2 separate regions of the Mus musculus genome follow, and region 2 is linked to region 1. A link is a loop called in an ENCODE intact Hi-C map of the cell type or tissue named here. Cell type or tissue: left cerebral cortex. All regions are shown on one strand. Links, peaks and the distances in the headings refer to the core of each region. The heading gives the core; the rest is flanking DNA. Region 1 has its middle 18 kb from the start of Prrc2b. Region 2 holds the start of Fam78a (family with sequence similarity 78, member A).

Region 1 (12,430 bases), core at 1,734-9,733:
GAGCCAGGTCCCCATAGGTCAGGGGCCCGTGGAGTTCCATGCAGAGCTGTGAGCAATGGCTTTTCCCAGATGCTCGGCCCTAGCCTCAACTCTCAGGAGAGGTTACAGGTTCTAGTATTTTCAAAGGAGAATTAACTAATGAAATACCAGACAGTTTGGCTAAGTCTCGGGCCAGGCGGCTGCAATGTTTCTGGCCCTTATTGACTTCTTTAGCCTCATTTCTTCCCTGTTTCCTTTTTACCCACAAGGCTTTTCCTCACCTCTGGACCTCTGATGGTGTGAATCCTTCCCATTTCCTGTTAACTCCCTTCGCATGGGTGTGTCCTACCCACCCCTCCGGACTCAGCTTGCTGGTGTTCCCCATGGGTACCTATCTCCAAATTACCACTGTCAGATTTTCTGATTTCCCTCCCTTGGTCCTCACTTAACTGCTTAGGAGACTGGAGATAGCAGTCTGGTGGTGTGCACTGGGGGAGGAGGAGATAGTGTTGTGATGTCCATGTTCATTGCTTATTATGGGTTAGGCATCATTCTGAACATGTTGATACAAACTCACTTGATCTTCACAAGAATCTAGAGACAGCTTCTGTTTATACCTTCATTCTAAAGAAGATATTGTATGAAAGGGTTACATGCCTTGCTTGAAATAGCTAAGAATGTATGTTCAGGGCCTGGCCTCAACCCAGGCAATCTGTCTCCAGGGCTTACACACACATTTGCCAGGCGCCTGCCTCTCTACAGACAATAAAAGGAAAGTCTGCAGAGTGAAGTGCTGCTACCCCGGGGGAGGGTACAAAAGGACCCTCTGGGGTAAAAGAGGGAAACATGATCTTTTTATTTCTGATTATCTGATCTAAAAAAAACAAAACCAAAAAAACCACTTCAGTAATATGCAGCATACAGACTGACCAGGGACCCTTATCTCAGCTGAGGGTCAATCCATGTAAATCCATATTAGTACAATTTCATATTGTTCTGACTTCCTCAAAGAACCAAGCGGGCATCTGTTGCAGTGCTCGCTAAGTGGATTAATGCCCTAAGCGTTTTTGTCCTATTTAAACTAACGCTCATAGAGTGGATGAATTTTCAAAGAATCACATTCTAGAGGGTGTGGTGATGCTCGCTTGTAATCTCAGAACTCAAGGGGAGGAGGCAAAAAGATCAGTTCAAGATCCTCGTACACACAAGGAGTTCAAAGCCAGCCTAGGCTTTACTAGACTCTGTCTCAGAAAACAAAACAAAACAAAAAAAAAAAAAAATATATATATATATATATATATATATATATATATATATATATATATTTCATGCAGTGTACTACAGACGGGTCATCAAACCCAGGAATAGCACAGCCTGCAACGCCTCAGCGTTCCCGCGCATGCGCAGATCCGTGTTATCGCGGGGTAGAGGGTGGGGCCTTATAGCCGCATCCCTTTCCTTTCCCCCTCTTGTTTTTTTTTGGGGGGGAGGGGCAGGGGTTTACTGTCTCGCATTGTGATTGGACGAGCTATGGTCGGGGGTAAGCGATTGGGTGAAGTTTCTGCCTCTCTCCCAGAAATTTGCTCCGATTGGCTGAGATTCCGCGACGCGCTGTGAGGTCATCCGTACTGCGACGTCCGGCAGATTGTGGGGCTGGCAGCGCCCGGTTGTTATTGGCTGCTGTGCGGTCCGGGTCGCCCGGGATCCGGCCGCAGCGGGTTTCCTCGAGTTTGGAACCCAGGCTTGGTAACTTAGTAAGCAGCTAGGAGCAGTCAGTCCCCTGCAGATACAGAACACCGGGCTGTCTGTCTTGTGTTTCAGAGACGGGGTTTCTCACTCAAGTCACGCTCTGTCTGGGCAGCGAGCTGCTGAAGTCATCCTCCTGTCTCCGCCTTTCCAGCTCTGCGGTTTTCCACCACGCATGGTGCTGGAGATTGAAATCACGTCCTCCTGCCTTCATGGCTAGCCGTTTTCCCACCGAACTCTTTCCTTAGCCACCACTAGTCAAAGGCCAGTTGCTGGGCGGCCTTATTAACCGGTCTCTGGTGGCAGGAGAGGAACTTCAGGGGAAGTGTAACCAGCCAAAGGCTTTGCAAAGTTGGTCTGAAGTTCTGAGGCCTGTAGAAAGCGAATCGTACCCAACCACATTTTGTTATTGATCTTGTTTGGTTTTTTGTTTTTCCAAGGCAAAATCCTCTCTATAGTCTTGTTTGTCCTGGTTCTGACTTAAAAAAAACACCAGGTATGAACATGAGGCACATGTATACGTGCAGACAAAATACTCATGCACATCAAATACATATCTAACAAAACCACAAAATAATAATAAAAGTGGAGAGCTATTAGGAAGGCATGTAAGGTCGCCTGTGGCCTCCAGGAGTTCATGCAGAAATGTTATAAATTAGCTGGGCGGTGGTGGCACACGCCTTTAATCCCAGCATTTGGGAGGCAGAGGGAGGATTTCTGAGTTCGAGGCCAGCCTGGTCAACAAAATGAGTTCCAGGACAGCCAGGGATACAGAGAAACCCTGTCTCAAAAACCAAACAAACAAACAAACAAAAAGTTATAAATTTGTCAAAGTGGACCAACTGTCCTCAGAGAAATGAGAATACTTGTACACAAAAGTTTATAACAGCTGTGACCAGAAAGATGTACCCACCCTCATTAGTCCCCAGCTCATGTGTGTTGTTACTGGACCTGCGTGGGGAATGGGCGGGTGTGACTAAGGATCCCAGCAAATACAGTGGAATCCTTGGGGCTGACAACAGTTGCAGAGGTGATTGATGGTTGTGCTCTTGGGACATGAGGAAGGGACCATGAGCTAAGGGACTAACGATAAACTCGACAGCATTTGGATCTCTTAAGAAGCAGACTGAAGGCTGGAAGATGGCTCAACGGGTAAGAGCACTGACTGCTCTTGCAAAGGTCCTGAGTTCAAATCCCAGCAACCACATGGTGGCTCACAACCACCTGTAATGAGATCTGACGCCCTCTTCTGGTGCATCTGAAGCCAGCTACAGTGTACTTAGATATAATAATAAATAAATCTTTAAAAAAAAAGATTGTTTTAAAAAGAAAGGAAGAAAGAAAGAAAGCAAGCAAGCAAGCAAGCCGGGCATGGTGGCGCACACCTTTAATACCAGCACTTGGGAGGCAGAGGCAGGCAGATTTCTGAGTTCAAGGACAGCCTGGTCTACAAAGTGAATTCCAGGACAGCCAGGGCTATACAGAGAAACCCTGTCTTGAAAAACCAAAAAAAAAAAAAGAAGAAGAAGAAGAAAAAGAAGAAGCAGCAGCAGCAGACTGGGTCAGGAGTTAGGGGTGGGGGAGGCTTAGAGGACAGGGTCACAAACGGCCTGAGAAAATTAAAACATGAAGGTATCATTTCTTATAAAAATAATTTTATTTTATGTGCATTGATGTGAGGGTGTCAGATCCCCTGAAACTGGAGGTACAGACAGTTATGAACTTCATGTGGTTGCTGGGAATTGAACCCAGGTCCTTGGAAGAGCAGCCAGTGCTCTTAGCCACTGAGGCATTTTTTTTTTTCCAAGACAGGGGTTTCTCTGTATAGCCCTGGTGATCCTGGAACTCGCTCTGTTGTAGACCAGGCTAGCCTTAAACTCAGAGATCCACCTGCCTCTGCCTCCTGAGTCTGAGTGCTGGGATTAAAGGTGTGCACCACCTTGGCCCAGCCTGTCAAAACAACAGAAAAACAACAAAACTGTAACAAATAAAACAGCAGCAATCTGTGGAGGATCTGAAATTTAGTTCTTCATCAGCAAATATCAAAAGCTGACAGAGCCAGGCTGCCACAAGTCCTCTGTCAGCAGACAGGGCTCCACACAGATGATGCAGATGACACTGGCATGTGCTGCCACCAAAAGTAACATTTGATTGTGAGTCTTACTCTGTAGCCCAGGCTGGTATTGAACCCATAGCAATCTTCTTGCCAGCCTCATGTCTGAGTCAGCATGGCTCCATGGAGAGTTTGAAGCCATCATGGTCTATATGAGACCCCATCTCCAAACAATATATATATATATATATATATATTTGCAACAGAGTAGAGTCAGATGCAGTGGGATAGAGACAGGGGGTTGAGAGTTTGAGGCCAGCCTGGCCTACACAAGGAAATTTCACTAACAAAACCAAAGAATCCAGAAACCAAACCATATACATAGATAGATAGATAGATAGATAGATAGATAGATAGAAAGAAAGAAAGAAAGAAAGAAAGAGGGTTTCTCTGTATAGTCCTGGCTCCCTGACTTACTCTGTAGACCAGGCTGGCCTCAAATCTGCCTCCCAAGCACTGGGATGAAAACCATTCACCACCACTGCTTAGCTATGCCAGGCGTGGTGGCGCACGCCTTTAAACCCAGCACTCGGGAGGCAGAGGCAGGCAGATTTCTGAGTTTGAGGCCAGCCTGGTCTACAGAGAGAGTTCTAGGACAGCCAGGGCTTCGCAGAGAAACCCTGTCTCGAAAATAAATAAATAAATAAATAAATAAACAAGACAAAAGGCCTCCTGCGTTCGTACCACTATCTCTTATTGAATTTAAGCTTATATAGCTTTTACCTAGCTTTGTATGTAGTGTGTGTGTGTGATCCCTGAAGTTGACATTGGGACTTTCCTCCAACAGCTTCCATTTTATGCACTGAGGTGGGGTCTCTCACTGAATCTGGAGCGCTACAGTTCTGGCTAGTCTAGCCAGCTGGTTTGTTCCTGGGATTCCCCCCGGCTTTTTACCTGGGTTCTGGGGATCTGAATTCTGGGGTCCTTCAGGTTCCTCTACTTTCCCAGCAAACCCATTTTTCACTGAGTCATCTCCCTGGCCCAAGAGTAAAACTGTCTCTTCTTACTTTCTCCGAGGCAGGAGCTGTGGTCTGTATCCACCTATGGAATGTCCCCTACTCACTCCCTAGCCTGTTTCCCTCCTCTTCCTAGGGGAGCTCTCAGCAGCAGCAGGAATCCTTCCCCTACCCCATGCCTTTCCTGACTGACTCCTTGGAAATGCTGCCATGTAAGGCTCTGCAAGAAATGCCACTCCCCCCAGGACCTCAACACCTTCCTGGGTCAAGATTCCTGGCTGAATGCAGGCTGGCACTTACCCAGGGTCCTCTGCTTTTAATTCTTGTCCCTCCTGTGATGGGATTCCAATGGCCTTCCATACAAAGCCTTTACATCTTACCCTTCCCTGCACCTCTCTTCTGATCAGGGCCTTCCTTGCCATCCAGGTTCTATGAAACTTCCTGGGGCTCCTCCAGACATCAAGTCTAGACATCTAGACTGTTATAGCATGTCCTGCAGCGCCCTCACCTGCCTTCAATAAATCTCCAGCAAACACTCACCTTCTCTAGAGAGAGGAGTGCTATGCTGAGGATGACCAGCAGGGGGTGCCACAAGCTCTATATTTATTCCAGTTACGGTCTTCTGTGGCCAGCACTGGGCTCTAAAGATCTGGAAAAAGGGTACTTCTCCACCAGAATACAGAGACTGGGTACAGAGAGGAGTTCAGGGAATATTGATTAAGTTGAGCATGATCTAGACATTGGGGAACAGGCAGAAGGACTGTATGTTTAAGGTCAGCCTGGGCTACAGTGCAAGAATGTCTTACAACAAAAGGTCCCGGGGTGTGGTGGGCTCCAGTACTCAGGAGGCAAGGGTAGGGGGATCTCAGTGAGTCTAGAGCCAGCCTGATGTACATAGCAAGTTCAAGGCTAGCCACAGATACATGATGAGACTCTGCTGAGGGAGAGATGACTCCGCTGGCAAGCCTCTTGCCACACAATCATGAAGGCCTGGATCTGGGTCCCTAAATACCTGCCTGGCAGCCAGGTGCTGCAGTGTATGTCTGTAACCTCCACACTGGTGGTGCGGCAGAAACAAGGAAACCTCTGGATTTCACTGGCTACCATTACCCATCTGGTCAATTTTTGCTTCAGTAAGAGATCCTGCCTCAAAAAACAAGATGGAGCGCTGTTCTGGAAGACACCTGATGTCAGCCTCCGGCCTCAACACTGCACATGCATTGCTCATTGGGCACACACACACACTACATACAAAGCTAGGCAAAAGCTATATAAGCTTAAATTCAATAAGAGATAGTGGTAGGAATGCAGGAGGCCTTTTGTCTTTTTTATTTATTTATTTATTTATTTATTTATTTATGTATGTATTTTCGAGACAGGGTTTCTCTGCGAAGCCCTGGCTGTCCTAGAACTCTCTCTGTAGACCAGGCTGGCCTCAAACTCAGAAATTCACCCGCCTCTGCCCCCCAAGTGCTGGGATCAAAGGTGTGTGCCACCACGCCCGGCTATTTATTTATTATATCTAAGTACACTGTAGCTGTCACACCAGAAAAGGGCATCAGATCTCATTACAGATGGTTGTGAGCCACCATGTGGTTGCCGGGAATCGAACTCAGGACCTCTGGAAGAGCAGTCAGTGCTCTAAACCGCTGAGCTATCTCTCCAGCCCATTGTTTTATTTTTAATGGTTCCAGGCTTTATTACATTGCAAAGGTTAGGGCTAGGGACTTGGGTACTGTAGGTACTTTAGTTTGCTAGAGACACTGTAACAACCCACAGAAGTGTATTACCTCACAGTTTAGGGGATCAGTGGGCCAAAGGTAAGGTGTGAAGACCTAGGGAAAGGCTGTCTAGGTCTGGCTCCGCCCTCTCGTCTGGCCCCTCCCTTCCGCCTGGGTCTTCCCTTCCCCCTAGCCCCTCCCTCCGTCCTGACCTTCCCTCTCATCTGGCCCCTCCCTTCCCTCTGGGTCCTCCCTTCCCCCAGCCCCTCCCTCCGTCCTGACCTTCCCTCACATCTGGACCCTCCCTTCCGTCTGGCCCCTCCCTCCCATTTGGCCACGCCCTCCCGTCTGGCCTCTCCCTCTCGGTAGCCTCTGGCTCCTTTTCCTTGCCTTATGAAAGCATCGCTGCCTCCTTCCATCTGTGCTCTTCTCTCTGCTCGGAGAACTCCCTGCCTGCCCCCTCGTATGTGCTTTCAATTGGCTCTATTTTTTTCCCACTTTTTTTTTTTTTTTTTTTTTTTGGAGGCAAGGTCTCTCAGTGAACCTGGACTTCACCATGTTAGTTTGACTGTGTGGCCAGCATGCCCCCAGGACTCTGCTGTCTCTGTCCCCCCAGAGCGGGATTGCAGATGTACACTGTTGCCCCCGGCTTTTACACAGGTGCCAAGGGGCCGACCTCAGCTCCTCACACCTGCACAGTAAGCACTTGGCCACTGAGCAGTGCTCCCAGGCCCTAACTTCACCAGTTCCGTTTGTTAGGTCTGAGGCTCAAACCCTGGACATGGTGTGAAGTGGGTTTTTTGTTTGTTTGTTTGTTTGTTTTGTTTTGTTTTGTTTTAACCACTGGAACTGAACTTCAGATCTGCCTCTTGTTTTTTCTCTAAAATGTATTTATTTGTGTGTGAATGTTTTCTCGGAGTTGGTTCTCTCTTTCCACCATGTAGGGCCTGAGCATTGAACCAACTTGTCAGCTTGGTGCAAATGCAGTTATCTGTTGAACTATCATACAGGAGGACTCCTGCCGTTTGTTTATGCTGTGGCTTTTTTTTTTTTTTTAAATAAGGTGATCTTAGTAAGCTAGGGTAACCTTATTTTAGCTTCTTCTTATGGCTGTAAAGACAAAATAAGGTCACATCTGGGGGCCTAGGGTTAGGTCCCCAACACATCTACTTTAGGGGGTGCACAGTTCAACTGCTAAACCTCTGTAAGCTAAGAGGGCCAGACAGTAAGTGGGCTAAGTTTTCAGACCCAGGACCAACATCACATCCCTGGGACAGAGCTCCATTTATCATGTCTCTACTGCACACCCTGGTTAGGGTCAGGATGGATGCTCATGGCTGGGCTAGAGGGTATAAGAGCTCTCTTCAGGATCCCCAAGCTGGGGCTAGCTGGAGGTCTGTGCATTGTGGACAGGCTGGGGGTTAGCCCTGGCTAATGTTGCAGATGGGAAAGACTGAGGTTAGCTTCAGGACACAAAGGTAGTAGTGGATGGGCCAGGCTTGGACGGGAGTTGCTGACACTGGTCCCTACGGCCACGCAGCCTGGGATCACTGCTCTGCATCTGACTCCTCTAATTGTGACACTTAGCCTTCTGTGTCTCATTGCCTCCTGTCTCTGGCTCTACTCCAACCCGGATAACCTTGACCTGCGTGGGCTTTACGGCCTCTGAGAGGGCCCTCTACTCTTGCTTATCAGTCATGGATTCCATGGCTGCCTCCTCCTGTCCCTCTCTTCAAAACCTCCCCACAAGGTCTCAGGCCTCTTTGCAGATAAAGACTCAGGAGGTCAGAGACCTTGTGGTTTGTCCAACGTTGAGAGTCCAGACCCCAGGGCTCGGCGGCTCACAGGTACCCAAATCATTCTGTCAGATCTTTTGAGCTTCCAAAGGGAAGGGGAGAGGGGACCCCATCTCCATTTTCAGTCTACTGTGCTGTGTATATGTAACAGTGGCTTGGATCAGAAAGGATACCTTACAGGGGCTAAAGACTAGAGAGAGAGAGAGAGAGAGAGAGAGAGAGAGAGAGAGAACGAACTGCCCTAGCATGCAGGAGGTCCAGGCTTCCATCCCCAGCACCCAGTAAGCCAGAGTTCATCCCAAGGATGGGCAAACCAGTCTGTCTGGTCTTTCGTGCTCCTCTGGAAAGGAGGGGGCATATTTGTTTATTCTATGATTCTAGCACTTGGGAGGAGGAGGAAGGAAGGTCACTTTCAGCTAAATAGAGAATTGCAGGCCAGCCTGGGCTATAAAAGATCCTGTCTCACAAGAAAAGGCAGAAAAAAAAAAGAAAGAAAGAATGAGAGGAGGGAGGGAAAAATAAAAACTCAAAGAAACCAAAAAAGAAACAGACATGAATCCACGAACGCAGAGCCTGCCGCAACAACAGCCTGTGAACACTAGAGGGCTCAGGACGACAGAAACCCAATCCAGAATGTGCTGACAGCAAGGAGTGTGGAGATCCAAAGATACAGTAACAGGGATGACAAGATGTGAGTTCCAAGACTTGCCCTTGTGACAACTACTTCATTTTGTCCTCACAGCAAAACCAGAAGTGAGAAGTCTCAGTAAGATTCCCACTTTACAGCTGGGAGTGGTGGCGCACACTTTTAATCCCAGCACTCGGGAGGCAGAGGCAGACGGATTTCTGAGTTCGAGGCCAGCCTGGTCTATAGAGTGAGTTCCAGGACAGCCAGGGCTATACAGAGAAAACCCTGTCTTGAAAAACCAAAAAAAAAAAAAAAAAAAAAAAAAAAAAAAGATTCCCACTTTACAGCGAGAAACAAAAGCCCACTCTTATTAAGTGAACCCTTACAGGTCACCACATTAGAAACCAGAGGCTGGGGTTGAACTTGGCTCTGGCTTTATTACCCTGATGTTGTCCTCTCCTCCATCCCCCCTTTCATCTTCCCTCCCAGGTCCCCTTCAGCTGGCTCTCTTAAGTCCTGAGATCTATAAAGGACTGCTTAAGGCTGGAGAGGCTTACCCCTATGATTCCTTCTAGAGAAGGTGGGCTCGGGGCAGCGGGGAGTTGGGGGAGGGGAGGCGTGAGGAAGCAGTCAGGAGCTGTGGGACGGAGCTATGGATACAGGGAGGCCCTGTCTGGAAGTCTTCTGACTGGCCGCTGGCAGAGCTGGTCTCCTGGGAACTGGCCAGGGCTATTAATACAGAGCTGAGTCAGGGGGCCCTTGAGTTGCAACATCACAAGACATAGCAGGGACACTCCTGACTCCAGCGCCTCCTCCCTCTCACCTGCACTGTCCACCTCAGGCTGCGCCCTCTGGGAAGTGGCATCCAGTACCCTGCTTGAGGCTGTCCTCAGAGAGTGCTCTTAAGTGCTCTGGTGCTGAGCTACAAGGATTATTCTAAACATTGATTTGGGGAGGGCCTGCAGTGTGTCCATTCCTGTCCAGGAAGCCAGGGCTCCTACGATTCAGTTCATCACCTGCCTACACAGGGCCCCAGTCAGAGCCGCCTGGTCTCTACCGGGGCCCTGTGGTTAAGGCATGTAGCTTAGCTTCCAGAGACTCTAGCCACTCTGGGTGGGCACCGGCTGATGGGACAACAGAGAAGAAAGAAGATGAGAGGAAGGACCAAGGGATGGAATCTGTCAGAGAGAGGCTCTCAGCTCTGACTCTTTGGCCTTTGTAACATTTTCTGTCCCAGACTCAGGAGCCTCCCAGGTCTGTGTCACCTTTCTGGCATGGATGGCTGTTGCGGGCTTCTACACGACCTTGTAAGGAAAGGCTCACCTTCAGAATTCCAACATCATGCTGTGAAGACTATTTGCTGAGAGTTTTGGGGGGCACGAGGCTCCATTTTGAACATAAACCCCATACCTACTGTTTCCTCAGGATGGGGACAGGGACACTTATAGGACAAAGCTCCTAAGGGATGAGATGGTTTTGAGCAAAGCCTAAACTGATTCCGGAGCTGATACTCACATATCCATCTATTCATTATCTCAATCATCACCACCACCATCACCATCATTACCATTATTATGATAATGTAATAATTATTAATTTTTGTAGCCTAGGCTAACTTCAAATCCACAATGCAGTCAAGGACAGCCAAGGATGATTGAATAGCTGACCCTTTGGTCTTCAGCTCCTGAGTGCTGTTTTATGAGGTGCTGGGGATCGAACCTAGGGCTTTGTACATGCAAGCCCTCTCTCAACTAAGCTATACCCCTCCCTATGTACTTATTTATTTATTTTGGTTTTCGAGACATGGTTTCTCAGTGTCACCAGGCCAGGCTGGCCTCGAACTCACGGAGATTTGCCTGCCCCCCCCTCTCCCCTTCCCCCAAGTGCTGGGATTAAAGGTATGCACCACCACACCAGGTTCACTATGTAGCTCAGGATAGTCTCAAACTTGAGCTTATTCTGCCTCTGTTGCCCAAGTGGCTGCGACACTAGGCCTGAAGCACCAGCAGATCACCTGTTGTGTAACTCAGTCCTTTCCTGTGCTATCTATGGGATTTGATCAAGGGTTAGAGGCTGCATACACCTGGCTCGTTCCTCTTCTCACAGCCTCGGTCTCTCACACTGGGACTCTCTGGGGCCTTTCCTTCCTCCCTCTCCTCCTACACCTATGGACACAGCCTATGCTAAGCTCCCAACACAAGCGACCCAGGTCTGGGACCCTTTCTCAGCTCTGGTCCATAGCAGGGCTTCAGTGCCAAGGCCCCTGCAGAGAACCCTTATCAACCAGCACCACACATCCCTGAGAGCCTGGGACGGGCACCCAACCCCGATCCCAGCCCTTCATAAACCCTGTTATCAGGAGACACATTCCAACCCACGCTCTCTCCCCCTGCACCGGGGAAGATAGAGCCTGGAGTCTTCCGGCCACGTGGGAAGGGGGCACCAGGGGAAACCCGGGTTATCTCAGCGGGAAGCCACACTGCAGAGCTATTTCTTCAGACAGCTTGAGAAAACACGTTGGGGTCGGCCTTGCGGGGAGTCAGCCTTTAGTTTGGAATGTGACTGACTAGCTAAGGACCCCTGCTAGGGCGGAAGCCAGGAGGCTGAAAATCTGTTCCCAGGAGCCAGGAGGTGGTTCTCCAGACGTGGGGAGGGTCCCTAACACCTTCATAGGAGGTCTGGGTTTCCCCTAAGTCAAGGGAGCACCTGGTTTGTGGGAGGGCTTCTCAGCATTGCTACTGAGAAGGAACAGAGAGCAGGCTGCTTCACACAGAGCCTGTGGCAAAGACCAAATGTGTGTTTTCTAATCTATGGCAAGCATATCTATCCCTGGTGACTTGCAGGGCTAGGGAGTGGAAAGTTTGAGACCAGGTTCAGGAGGCCGAACCTTCCTGCTTCTGCTGAGACTCCATTTACCCTTTCCTTTCCTTTCCTTTCCTTTCCTTTCCTTTCCTTTCCTTTCCTTTCCTTTCCTTTCCTTTCCTTTCCTTTCCTTTCCTTTCCTTTCCTTTCCTCTCTCCCCCACCCCCTTTGACAGCGTCTCACATATGTTCTGGCTGTCCTGGAACTCACTCTAGACCAGGCTGGCCTCTTACTCACAGAGATCTGCCTGTCTCTGCCTCCTGAGTGCTGGGATTACAAATGTGCCACTACACCAATTTTAATTTTCTAATTTTCTCTCTTTCTTCCTTCCTTCTTTCTTTCTTTCTTTCTTTCTTTCTTTCTTTCTTTCTTTCTTTCTTTCTTTCTTCCTTCCTTCCTTCCTTCCTTCCTTCCTTCCTTCCTTTCTTCTCTCTCTCTCTCTCAGCCCTGGCTGTCCTGGAACTCACTCTGCAGACCAGGCTGGCCTCAACCGTGGAGACTCGCCTGCCTCTGCCTAACAAGTGCTGGGATTGGAGGCGTGCACCACCACTTCCCAGCTTCAAATTTCTTATACTTAAATTATGAACAATGGAAGTTTGTGTCTTAGGTGGCAATGTCTTGAAGGGCTT
Region 2 (12,430 bases), core at 2,244-10,243, 50 kb after region 1:
GAATTAAAGGTGTACGCCACCACTGCCTGGCCAGTTTGCTGTCTTGAATGTTTGGGAGAAACTCAGTGCTGATATTCACAAGCACAGTTACCATAGCATGTTCTGAGTGCTTGTTTGTATGACTGTGGCCTTGGGTATTTCACCTGCCTAAGCCATCTGCACAGACATGCACTCTGACCCAGTCACATCAAGGAGAAAAATCAAAGCTCAGAAGCAAAGGAACTCACCACCCAGGCCCTTAAGTAAGCCAGCCAGTAGGGTGCCCTAGGATTCAAACCTCTCCTGTCTCCTGGCAGTCTTCAGGTTTTGTTTACTAAAATCGGTGTCAATTCCTAACACCCTGTGTACTACTTACTCCTTGATGTTCTCCTAGCAAAGTGGCAGTCCCTGGGTGCTGCTATTGTTACCTGTTCACACGTGCTAGACAGGCTCTGGCACACACTAGGCATCCAGGAATACTGAACGGAACACTTCAGCTGGCTCTAAGAAATTGCACACCTGGCCATCACAGTACAAAAACTATCAGGAGGCTCCTCTCGGAAGTAATGACCGGAGAAGAGAAAGGGAGGTGGGCCAGAGGCTGGAGGGGCGACCACTCCCTGGCCAGTAGCACCCCCTCCCGCCCCCCCAGTACCACTGGAAGCAGCTTTCATCACCGCCTCCAGCGCTGGCGCGCGCCAGGGATCACTTTCCCGGTTCACATTTCTAAGGCTGCTGCTGGGTTATTTTGGTCGGGAAACCTGATCCTTCGCTCGGTTTATTTTAGCACCTTGGAGAACTCTCAGTGCCGCACCGGATCCGAGGCCGCGCCCAGCCTGCTGTCGCCCCCCTCTGTCTTTCCCCAGAGGCTCCGCACCATGGGCACCGCTCACCCTGGGCTGGGGCCAGAGTGGGTCCCTTAGCCGCCGATCCGCACACGTAGGGTGGCGTCAGCCGGGCGCTGGAGGCCCGATCCCAGGGCCCGGGGAGACCGTGCACACTGAGAGGCATCAACTGCCAGAAAGCTCTAGCCTTACGGACTCAGCGCGTTGGGCACACGAATGCGGGCACACCGGGCACCATGCCAGCAGTAACCTCCGCTCAGCCTCAGCCCACCAGCCATCCCCACAGTTACACAGGACACACCCCAGGCAAACACAAGCACACTCTCCCATACACACTCTCCTCCATCACAATCACACCCACAGCTGTACTCGCCTACACCCACAGCAGCTCACATGGGTGCATGCACACACTAGTCCACAGACAAACACACAGGGCCACACAGCCAGAACAAATGCAGACACACTGTTCTCACATTGTCAGACACTGTCACTCACACAATTCCACCAGGAGCTCACTCACATCATCACACATCAAAACACACAAGCACAGATGTGTGGGCACTGCCCCCCCCCCATCCCCAGCTCACTCTCCCAAGCCTTGGTGTACGCTCTTCCACGCCACTCGCAGCTCAGTATTGAACTGCGCAGCAAGACAACTGACCTGTCCACTTCCTGATTGATGAGATTGATTCTTGTAACCACCGTGAGCATCAATTCATACCTATTCATTATTTATGCTAATTCATGCCTTCGTTCATTGTTCCTGGAGTTGTCCCTCATCCTTCTGCCCCATGGGGATTATGTACTGCTGACTATCTGAGGAAGATCAAGTGTCCAGCCAAGATGTTCAGTGATCAGTGGCAAAAGATGATGGAGAGGCGGGTGGGGAGGTCCCAAGCCAATGCTGCCTTGGGAGAACGTGGTTTGGAGCATTTGGCCAAGAGAGTGTACACTCTTAGGTTCACAGCCAGAGCAGTCTGGGTTTTATGCACTTGTCCCTGCTTCTCTGCTGTCCCCTATGCCTGGCCACTGTCCCTCAGTGGAGAGACACACTATCACTGAGCTGGGGCCAGGGGATTTGAGGACTAGTAGCAGAGCCTTCTCTGAACGACTTCTCTGTGGTCCCAGGCAGGTCTTGCCGGTCTATCTTTAGACCCACCCAGCCTTGTCTAGACCTGTGCCTTTTGCTGCAAACCCCTCCAGCAGACTGACCAGGGGTTTTGGCTCCACCCACCTGTCCTTTGAAGACCATTCCAAGCCTCCTCATTGGCTTTCTGTCTGGTTCTAAACAGTTAGGGCAAGAACTCTGCTTCCCAGGGCAACAGAATCCCAGTTCTTATTTCTTTCCATAGTCTGAGGACTTTCTCTCTCTCAAAATGCCTTTCTGGAGACATGAAGACCTTGCCTTTGGAGGTCGTGGGCTCTTGGCAATTCTTCTGTGATCCTAAATGCAAGTTTGTTTACAATAGTGTGCCTTGTGACTACTTTAGTAGCCACTAAATACGAGGTCCCTATGCCTCCAGGGACTGCTGGAGAGAGGGCCCACTCCATCCAGTCACCCTGGGTTCAGCTATCACCCTTCCACCCCCAAACCCCCACCACTAGGCACCTGTGTAATCTATGTAGTGAGATGACAAGGCCTAGCTTAGGGACTATTGCCAGGGCTATGAAAATAATGTGTGCAGAAGCGCAGCCTCATAGTTTGTTCAGTAGGGAGATGCTGTTCTGGGGCCAAGTCATGGGTCCTTGTTCAGGGCTGCATGCTATTTACGTCTCTGACTTGTATGGCTTTGGGTATTCATGATCTCTATAGTCCAATGTACCAGGGCTGTGCCATCCTGACCTGCAAAGCAAATGAGAGGGGATGGGGGCAGTGTGAGTCCATTGGTGTAGAACATTTCTCTAACAGATGTCCCTCTTCTCTGCTCCACAGACAGTGGCATCTTACACTATGAGAGTAAGTGGAGCATCCTGACCCACCACATATGCTGAGGCTGATACAGGTTTGTATCCCACACTCACCAACCTACCAAGAATGCCATACAAGCACAAGGGCTGTGGGGTGTGTGTGTTGGGGGAAGGCCAACGAGGCCCAAGAATGTACAAGCAGGCAGATCAGGAGCTGGGCCGGGTTATTTTACGCATGAGCCTAGTCCATTCAGACCCTCGGTTCTGGCTGTCCCTGTAGGAGCTACTTCACGTGTAGCCTGGCAACTCCTAACTCTAGGCCAACCCTCTGCAGGTCAAGGTGAAGCCCTTCACAGGGGACAATGTGATGGGGGAGCCAGCGAAGGGAGGTTACATTCTGCCGCACAAATTCTTACCTGTGGACCCGCTCTGGTAGCCAGTCCTACGTCAGAAGAACCAGTCTTAGCAGGCAGGATTGTGGGTTTGGAGGGCAGTGTGAATGGGGCCAGGACCCAGAGTTCATTCTCATGGTCTCTGGTTTTCTATTGTCCACTTCCCCGGGGTCAAAACGAACGATAAAGATGCTGTTGGTGTTTCACACAGTGAATTGGTTCTATAGTGCTCTGTCACCATTGCAAGCTGTGACCCCTGAAAGGACTATCACTTTCACGAGCTTCAGGAGAACTGCTCCCCAAGAAACCGCCTCTAGGGAGCTTCCCTGTGTAGCTGGGCAAGTGTAGCCTGCCTGTGGCATCTTTTCCCTAAGAAATACAGGACTACACATAGGCACCTGGAGCAGCCCGGATCTTGTCTTGTTTTTGAGAGAACATCTGAGTTTTCATAGAAGTACCGTGGCCACTGGGCTCTAACAGGTTCCAGGCATTTGGGGTGATGGAAAATTAGATGGTCATCCCTAGATGCAATGGCTTCCTTCTGTATACACGGAGTAGCAGTGATTAGCTAATGGCACGAGGTGTTGCAGGTCGGAAGGGTTCCCAGAAGAATAGTATGTAGTGTGGAACCTGGGGAGGCCAGGAAAGACTGCAGACCGTACATGAGGCCCTTAGGGACTATATGCTGCTGCAGTCTCACACCAGGCAGGCCTGGGTGTACTAGTTACTTGAAAGTTGGATGGGAAACGGACATTGCCCCACTAGCTAGCTAGGACCATGGGACATTAACAATGGTCAGGCTGAGAATGTGGCTGGGAAAGACAGCAGCCACCTTGACTGGCCATTTCCTGTGTGGCTTCCTCACAGACCCTCCCAAAGTTTCAGAGATGCCCCCTCCATCTTTGGCCCTCCCAGGCGGTCAGTGGACTCCAGCTTTGGGACTAACTGCAGGTATCCACCTGTGCCTACTGCAAACAGCCCTGAAAGTCAGAGTTAAGGGGCCGTGGTGGGGCACACCCTTAGTGTGACTGGCAGGTTTTCTGATGTCACAAACTATCCTTTATCTAGAAGCTAATGGCTTGGTAGGGGTGGAGCTAAGGGCCTGAGGCTACTTAGATTCTGGCTCTCTACTCCTTTTGACCCCCAGATGGTCTCAGCAGGGATACCTGCTAGATTGGGGTGGTGGGCAGGCCTTTTCAGTCTTCCTCTCTGGGTATTTTTTTCCTCTGTGAGACATACATAAGAACTTTCTGACTCAATGTCTGATGAATGTAAATTTCTTACATACTTGGGACCAACTAGCTGACAACCCTCTCACCATGCTGAAGATACAAACATGATCAATACAGGGTTGGGGTTTGGGGGTTGGGAGACACCAACTTTTCCCACCCTCCAAACCTTCCCAAGTCTTGGAGCTTCCCAAAACTTCCATGCTTTCCACCCAACCACCAACTCCGGCAGCTAGGATCCCCAGGGCAGTGCCCCAAGTCTCCTGAACTGGAAAGCTGCTGGCATCCAGAAGTCAAAGGGCAATAGGAACACCCCCAACCCCAGGACCCGAGAAAGACAGAACTACACTACCCAGAATTCCTAGGGTTAGAAAAAAAGGAAATGTCGTTTATGCAAGAAGAGGCTCAACTCCCCCAGCAGCTGCAGAGAGGTGGGAAAGAAGAGAGAGAGAGAGAGAGAGAGAGAGAGAGGGGGGGGAGAGTGTGCTGAGTGCCAGAGCTAGGGAGGAGAGCCGGGCGGGCTGGAGGAGGAGGCGGTGCCTACCCGCCTGCACGCTACCGCCTGCGGACCTGCATCCCACGGGGCGCACGGGCGAGCGCAGGTCCTGCGTGCGCCGGTGCGCGTTGTCGCGCGGCTGCGGACGAACACAGGGGCCAGACAGGCGCAGGGACCGAGTTTCTGCAAAGTTTGACCTGGTTGCCTTTCCGATGCTGCAGCAGAGCGAGGCGGCGCGGGGCGCGCCAGGCGGCTGCGGCGCGGCGGCGGGGCAGAGCGGTGACAGCACGCTCATAATGATCATAAAATAAGGAGGCGCTCGGGGTGGGGGCGAGAGAGCCCCGAGCCTCAGCCCTCCGCCCCCGGCCATCCCCACAGCAGCCCGGAGCCAGGAGGGGCTTGGGGATCCGAGGCGCCCACGCCATCCCCGGACCCTAGTAGATAAGAGCCAGGGGACACTGCCCAGGGGAGGGGGCGCCCCGAAAACGTGCGGGCAGAGAGGTTAGGGAAGACCGGAGGGCGGTGACCCAGGCACCTGGAGCGGCCCTAGGGGCAGGTGAGTTCGTGACGCCCCCTGGGTGGGAACCTGACTGCCAAAGTTCCTCGGCGGAGGCGCGCGCTCGGGACGCGCTGGGCTCAGCTAAGGCTCAAGCTTGGTTAGGGGAAACCGAGGCACGCGGTGGGGCGGGGGGGGGGGGCAACACGCCTTCTTGGTGTCCAGCCACCTCTGCCGGCAAAGGGCAGAATGCCTTAAAAGACCGGCCTGGGCTTGGCACTGAGGCCCCGGGGATCGAGACACTGGAGCGAGAAGGGGCGTTTCACGCTGGTGGCGTGGTACTGATGCGCAGTACCCGAGCCGGGAGGTCCTAGTGACCCACTGCGGTGGCAGTCTGAACGACCCCTCACCCCTCCCTCGAGCTAAACCGGTGTCAGCGGAGATGTCACGGGAGGCGATTATTCGCTGGTGCGCGCAGTCGTGCGGCCGCCACTGACGGGGCGGGCGGAGGGGGGCGCCACCTCCGGGGAGACCGCCCAGAGCTGCGCCGTCAGCTCCACAGCCCGTGCCCGGCGCACAGGCATCGCCGCGCCCTCGAGTCCCCCGCAGTAAAGTTCGGCTCAACTTTGCCGCCCTGTGCCTTCCACCTCTCTGCAGGTCCTCGGCGGCCGAGGCGAAGCAGGCGGCGGCGGATATCCGAGTGCAGTCCCGGAGCCCTGCGCGGCAGTCAGCGGCTACAGCGACAGTGGCAGAGGAACGCGCGAGTGGGCGCCGGAGGGGACCTGGCGAGCACCTAACCCGGAGCGCACCTCTCGGAAGGGCGGGTGGATACGGGCCTCACAGGACGTCGGACCTCTGCCGCTTGAATCGGAGCTCACGCTGCAATTGATTGGGCCCCGCCGGGCGGGCGCGTGTGTTCCAGGGAGCCGGTGCGGAAGGCAGAAGGGCAGGAAGTCGGCGTTCTGCAGCGAGGGTGGCGCGACCGCGCGGGGACCGAGCCTTCCTTATTTATGTGCCTGGCAGAGCCCGTCTGCTTCCTGCGAAGACTTCAGGGAGAGTGTCCGAGCTGCCATCCCCAAGTGTGAGGACGCAGCGCTGGATGTCAGAAAAACATGCTTCTCCATTAAACTCCAAACTTTTCTTTTTTTAAACCCAAAGAATATCGGTGGCTTTTGCCCACTGCTAGAAGAGGGAGCCCAGGGCTCTTGAGATGCAACAGAACCCATATTTATAACAGGACCCGGCAGTGCTATGCAAACCTCCTCTACTCCTTAAGTTCTCTAGCCTATGGATCTCGATTTTGAGTTTTGAGATTAGATTGAGCGCTCTGCACTGGGTCCTGCAACCTCCATCCTTTCAATGCCCTGTTATTTTTGGGACTGCTGGCCTTCCCTGGAGATTAGAGCGGTCCTGTGTGCCATGGGCTGTATTCAGAGCATCGGAGGCAAAGCCAGAGTCTTCCGGGAAGGGATTACCGTGATTGATGTGAAAGCCTCCATCGACCCCATCCCCACCAGCATCGACGAGTCCTCCAGCGTGGTATTGCGCTATCGGACACCCCACTTCCGGGCCTCAGCCCAAGTGGTCATGCCGCCCATTCCCAAGAAGGAGACCTGGATCGTTGGTTGGATTCAGGCGTGCAGCCATATGGAGTTTTACAACCAGTACGGGGAGCAGGGCATGTGAGTACTCCTGGGGACAGGCTGGGGGCCTTGAAGGCTCGGGGAGGCTGGAGCAGGGCTGCAGGGGTCTTTAGGCAGGGGTGGAACTGTCTCCAAGCCTTCTTGGGTCAGGCAACTCTGGGGAGCCTTTATGTTGATTAGGGTCCTAGCTCAGCTAGACCTGCCCTGCCATTATCCCTGGTGCCCAGGGTTGTTCTGTCCTCCCTGGCAAGATGCTGAGAGAACAAGAACCTGTGCCCCTTTGGTAAAGCAAGTGTCAGGGCCATCTGGGGTCACCAGAGAAGTCATCACTCTGCCCCCCAGGCTCAGGCCTCCATGAACCCATTAGCTGATGGGAGTGGTTGGAAGCCTCAAAACAGCTTCCAGACTTCTTTGCACAGGACTTTGCCGTGGGGTCTGAACTTGTCTGAGTTGTGTGTGGAGGCTCAGATGCACAGAAGAGCTTCGGAGGCCAGCTTTACCATTGTCAGTGGTGGTGGGCCGTGGCAGTGTGTGTTTGAAAGGGACTTCAGAAACCCAGTTTGCTCTGCAGTGTGCAGCTTTGCTCCCACTGGAGGTCAAGGGTCAGCATCCAGTGTCCCTCCGGTGGGGCCCTGACTAGGAGCGGCTAGAGGGACACATTGGTTTCATCTCTGTGGTTTGGTCTCTTAGAATGAGATAGATCTACATGGGACCCTGGAGCCCTTGGGTCTTGTTCTGCATGCTCTCTGGCCCCAAAGAAGGCCATTCCTCCCTGTGGAAGGCAAGCTCGTGGGGACTGTGGTGAAAGCAGCTGCTGAGACCCAGTGGTTGGTGGGGGTGTGGGGACACCACACACACACACACAGTCCCTGGCTTGACCCCTGTGGTGGCTCACCGACACTGTCTCTCGAAGTCTTTGGTGTCCACTCTACGTGGCCTCGCTTCTCAGCTTTAAGAGAGAGGTCTCTGGAGAGTTGGCGCTTATGTTTGGAGAAGTCCACAGGGCTAAGGGTAGCTAGTCACGTCAGCAAATGTGCCTTCTCCGTTTAGCGACTCTTAAGCTCTGCAGGAAACAGGAAGATGGGATAAGGCTTAAAACTAGGTTGTCACCCCAATGGCCTAAAACCACTGGGGCACACAGGGTCATTGGGCTCCCTGCAGCCCCACCCCTGCCTCTGAGCTCTTCCTCTTTTTTTTTTTAAGATTTATTTATTATATGTAAGTACACTGTAGCTGTCCTCAGACACTCCAGAAGAGGGCATCAGATTTCGTTACGGAAGGCTGTGAGCCACCACGTGGTTGCTGGGATTTGAACTCGGAACCTTCGGAAGAGCAATCGGTGCTCTTAACCACTGAGCCATCTCGCCAGCCCTGCTCTTCCTCTTTTTAAGCCTGGATACGCAGCTGTCCCGAGATGGTGGCAAGACTCAGGAATTCAGGGAGGTCTTTCACAAGCCAGATTCTCCTCACACCTCTTCCCAAATTTGCAAAGCATCCAGATGGTTGAGAAACACTAGGTGAACCTGATGGCTTCCCTGATGGCTTTGAGCAGCTCCCAGGGTATCAAGAGCCTGGAGTGACTTCACTCCACTCTTACCCACCTGGGTTCCTAGTTAGATGAATCTTGTGTACCTTAGACTCTCTCCAGGGTGTGACCCTAGGAAGTGTCCTAGCCACTCTGAGTGAAGCTGAGTGGGCCTAATCAGAGTTCCCTCTGTATAGCTTAGTGAGGGAATTACTCAGGCACCCTTTGCCCTCACAGCCAGCACTAGGCCAAGTTCATGGGAGTCCTGCAAGCAGGTGGCTGTCAACCTTGATGTGATTTCAGTTTCAAGACTGTCAGCCGGAAGTAAGTGATGGTATTTATGAAGCTGACGGTCTTTCCAGAAACCACTGAATTATAAAAGACAGCCGGCTACTCCTTGAAATGGGTTTTCTCCCCAGCCCAGGCCCTACACTCTGAAAACTGTAAAAATAGCATCCTTGTAGGGACAGCTAAGTGGCCAAGGTCATTTTCTTTGCTCTCTGTCTATGCTTGATTCTGGTCCTCCTTTTAGGGTACCCTGGCTCTGTTGTCCCAGGTCAGGCAGGACCAGCTGCATTGCAGGAACAGGGGCAGGTGGCCAGTCCTTTGGAGGAAGGCAGCCTGAAACTTGGACTTGCTGAGTAGTGATCCACTGTAGGTGTCTGTACCCCTCCCTTCCCATGGAGACTCTGGGCTTTTGCAGGAAGCCTGGACTCCGCCCTTCATAGCTCCCTTCTGGCCACAGACAGAAACATTTAGATGGGGTTGTTAAAAGAAACTTCCAGGCTGGACACGATGGCACAGACCTTTAATCCCAGCACTCTGCAGGCAGAGGCTAGGCGGATCTCTCTAACTTGAAGGACAGCCTGGTCTACACAGTGAGTAGGCCAGCCAGGGTTTCATCACCAGACCCTGGCTCTCAAAACAAAAACTGCACTTTCCTGTATGAACTTCTTAAGTCCAAATGAGTGGGCCCCTGTCCCTCCCCCTGCCTGTGCCCTGGGGATGCTTCTTATTGATGGCTGGAGGTGGGGAGCTACAGAGCACGCTTGGCTTTACCTCCTCCATCTTGTAACAACCACAAATGTCCCCGAGGAGGGATGTGAAATTACTGCTAGACTCAACCCAGATTGTTTGGGTCTCTGAAATGAACTCTAGGCCCCAGGCATCAGTGACCTGAGGAAGGGGACAGCCAGGTGGCCTAGGCTGGATTAGGATTTGTATTCTTTACAAATGGGCTTATACTAAAAATATTAATTCTGACTACTTAGCCGAAATCCATCATATCCCTCCCACCCCCGCATTATCCTTGCTTGAAGTTAATCCCAAAGCGAGGAGGGCTTTGTTGGGCACCGTTCTGGACTTGAAATTATTTGTAATGGAACACTGAATTCCAAAAGCCACCGCCTCAGTCACAGCCCAACTGCCGGGGTGTGCTGGAAGATGGCGTCTCTCGTGGGCCCGCATGAGAGCGTTCTATATGGCGTTGGGTCCAACCCACAGTACTTTCCATGTCAACCTCCCTCCAAACTGTTGGAGACACCTGCCTCCTCAGCTGTCCCCCGCAATTCCTCAACTGCCACCTGTCAGCTGGGATAGAGCCTTCTAAGTGACAAGTTACAGTTCCTTGCCTGTGTGGGAGACGCCGTGAATGTTGTCCCTGGTTTGCCCTTCTTTGGAGCTCTCCCAAAACCTGGCCCAAAGCCAAGGCCAAGGCCAAGGCCAAGGCCAAGGACAGGAGCAGTGCAGCTCAGATGCTGTGGAGGGAACGGGAGCAGAGCAGTTCAGACCTCGTAGTTCCCATCTGTGGCAAGGGCATGCCCACCTCCCTGCTTGCTTGGCTCCGTGGGATGAATGAGGTAGAGTACGTGGCACCAAGCCAGCACCCTGGAACACCCCCTGCTCCATCTCCCCAGGTACCACGATTACAAATCTGGGTATCAATGTTGGGTTATTGTTCTATGCTGTGTGACCAGATATTGTTACTCTCTGTGTTCTCTCTGGGTACCTTTCCATAGCAGGACGGCCTTGACCCCTGAGGCCATGTGGGTTTTCCTGACCCACACATGTGCTGTCATGGCTTGGATAGACTTTGTGTGAGAACACTGGAACTCTGGTTATCTTTCTCCCTGCTCCCTGCTATCTCTGGGGTGCATCCCAGGACCTCAGAGGCTCTAACTTAAGGAATCGGAATGCAGACTATAAATCCCAAAGCCACTTGCCCAGTAACGTTTGCTCAGCACCTGAGATTTGGGGGATGGCCACGGAGGAATGTCCCTGCTGGCCTCTTCCCGGAACTGGAGCCAGGGCCTGAGGCCTCACAGAACAATTGAAGACTATACTTCCTGTCTTGGGGCGGAAGGCGGCTTCCCCCATCTGCAGGGCAATGGCGGAGGCAGGGTGGGGTGAGGGGGAGAGGGAAGTCCTTGCTTCCTAGCTTCAGGGTGGGAGGGAAGTGGTGGGGGTGGCCCAGCCTGGGAGAACTCCCCTTGGGCTAGCTGTGACCAAGTGGTGGCTCCAGCATGAAGCTACCTTCGGAGAGAGGGGAACAAGTGGCCTGGGGATGAACAGACAGACACCCGGCAGCCAGGGCTATCAGGGAAATGTTTAGGAAAGTCTAGGAGTCTCTGCTGCAGATCAGGCCTGGTGCAAATGAGGCCCATTGTTTCCATTATCAGTGATCCTGGTTGTCTGGCTGTCTCTGTACTCCTCTGTCCAGGGCATGTGATTTTAGGGTCTGACTTCCAGAATGCTGTACCCTAGTCTGGGCCTGGCTTCTAGAGACACCACAGGTAACTAAATAGCAAGTAAAGCACACACAGGTGAAGAAAGGGGCCACTGCAGGGCGCCACGTAGTGAGAGCGTCTCTGGGGACTGACTGTGGTAGGAGCAGGGAGTTGTAGAGAGCCCAGGCAACTTGCAATTGGGAAAGAGAATTAAGATCTGCCCACTGTGCAGAGTCCTGCTGTTAAAATCAAACAGGTTTTTATGGGAGCTATAGTGTCACATTGGAAGCCGAGCCTAGCGTCCTGCTCAGTGGCAGAGGTCTTGCCTTGCACGGGAGCGGCCTTGGTTTCCATCCCCAGCACCAGAAGAGCTAATAAGACATGCGAGAGTCTGATAGGGAAGGTTTATGGTGAAGAAAATGCTAAGCATGAGAACACATCCTGTGTGTACACGGAGAAGCATCTGGAAGGATGTTTACTGAAGTATAATGTCAGGAGCGACCTCCACCGGAAGGAGGGCAGAGGAGATAGATACCTTGGCTTTTACTTTAGTTTTTTTTGTTTGTTTGTTTGTTTGTTTGGTTTTTTTTTTCAAGACAGGGTTTTCTCCCTGGGCTGTGGTAGCGCGCGCCTTTAATCCCAGCACTCAGGAGGCAGAGGCAGGTGGATTTCTGAGTCCGAGGCCAGCCTGGTCTACAGAGTGAGTGCCAGGACAGCCAGGGCTACACAGAGAAACCCTGTCTCGAAAAACCAAAAAAACCCCAAAACAACTCACTTTGTAGACCAGGCTGGCCTCGGACTCAGAAATCCACCTGCCTCTGCCTCCAGAGTGCTGGGATTAAAGGCATGCACCAAACAACCACCTACTTTATTAATTTTTTAATGTCTTGTTGTTTTTTTTAAAGAACATCTTTTATTATTAGAAACTAATAAAAACTTTAAAGGAAGACTAGTTGATTCTGTAACCTCTGAGAGGGCGGTGGGCTGGGCAGATCCAACGGTAGTATAGGGCCTTGAAGCCAAAAGTAAGCACTCACTGGTCTGAGTCCTTCCTCCTTAGGTCAGGCCAGGGCTGGGGCTGGAGTCTGAGGAGACGTGGGCTGGAGGAAGGCTCCAGAGGTTGGTCTGTGGGAAGAGATGGCATATACTCCTCGTCTGGGCTGTGGGCAGGTGCTGAGTGCCATGAAGGCA

Evidence for each region. Hi-C counts contacts between places; a loop is a spot of excess contacts. Peaks named below come from ENCODE experiments on the same cell type or tissue, not always from the same donor. Only the 100,000 strongest peaks of a DNase experiment are listed, where the experiment ranks them.
Region 2: a loop joins it to region 1, with 2.8 times the contacts of the local background. A loop is called at or near these places in 18 of 42 quality-filtered maps.

Annotation. Positions count from the first base shown.
Region 1 is chr2:32,127,145-32,139,574 of GRCm38, reverse strand. No RefSeq gene overlaps it. Among named protein-coding and RNA genes, the nearest start is that of Prrc2b, 18 kb to the left of the region's middle. RefSeq lists an enhancer at 10,989-11,845. In left cerebral cortex, for the core only: CTCF peaks have their summits at 5,357 (motif pointing right) and 8,902 (motif pointing right); DNase peaks (open chromatin) are centred at 5,352, 6,903 and 8,920; H3K4me3 peaks cover 540 bases; H3K27ac peaks cover 602 bases.
Region 2 is chr2:32,077,181-32,089,610 of GRCm38, reverse strand. It overlaps Fam78a (family with sequence similarity 78, member A), which reads left to right and starts at 5,906. Exons shown (of 2, transcript NM_175511.4): 1 at 5,906-7,027. The coding sequence starts at 6,705. Gm33126 (a long non-coding RNA gene) reads right to left here and starts at 4,342. Exons shown (of 3, transcript XR_374254.3): 1 at 3,149-4,342; 2 at 2,434-2,667; 3 at 2-2,268. In left cerebral cortex, for the core only: a CTCF peak has its summit at 5,845; DNase peaks (open chromatin) are centred at 4,857, 5,876, 6,211 and 10,105; H3K4me3 peaks cover 3,415 bases; H3K27ac peaks cover 1,375 bases.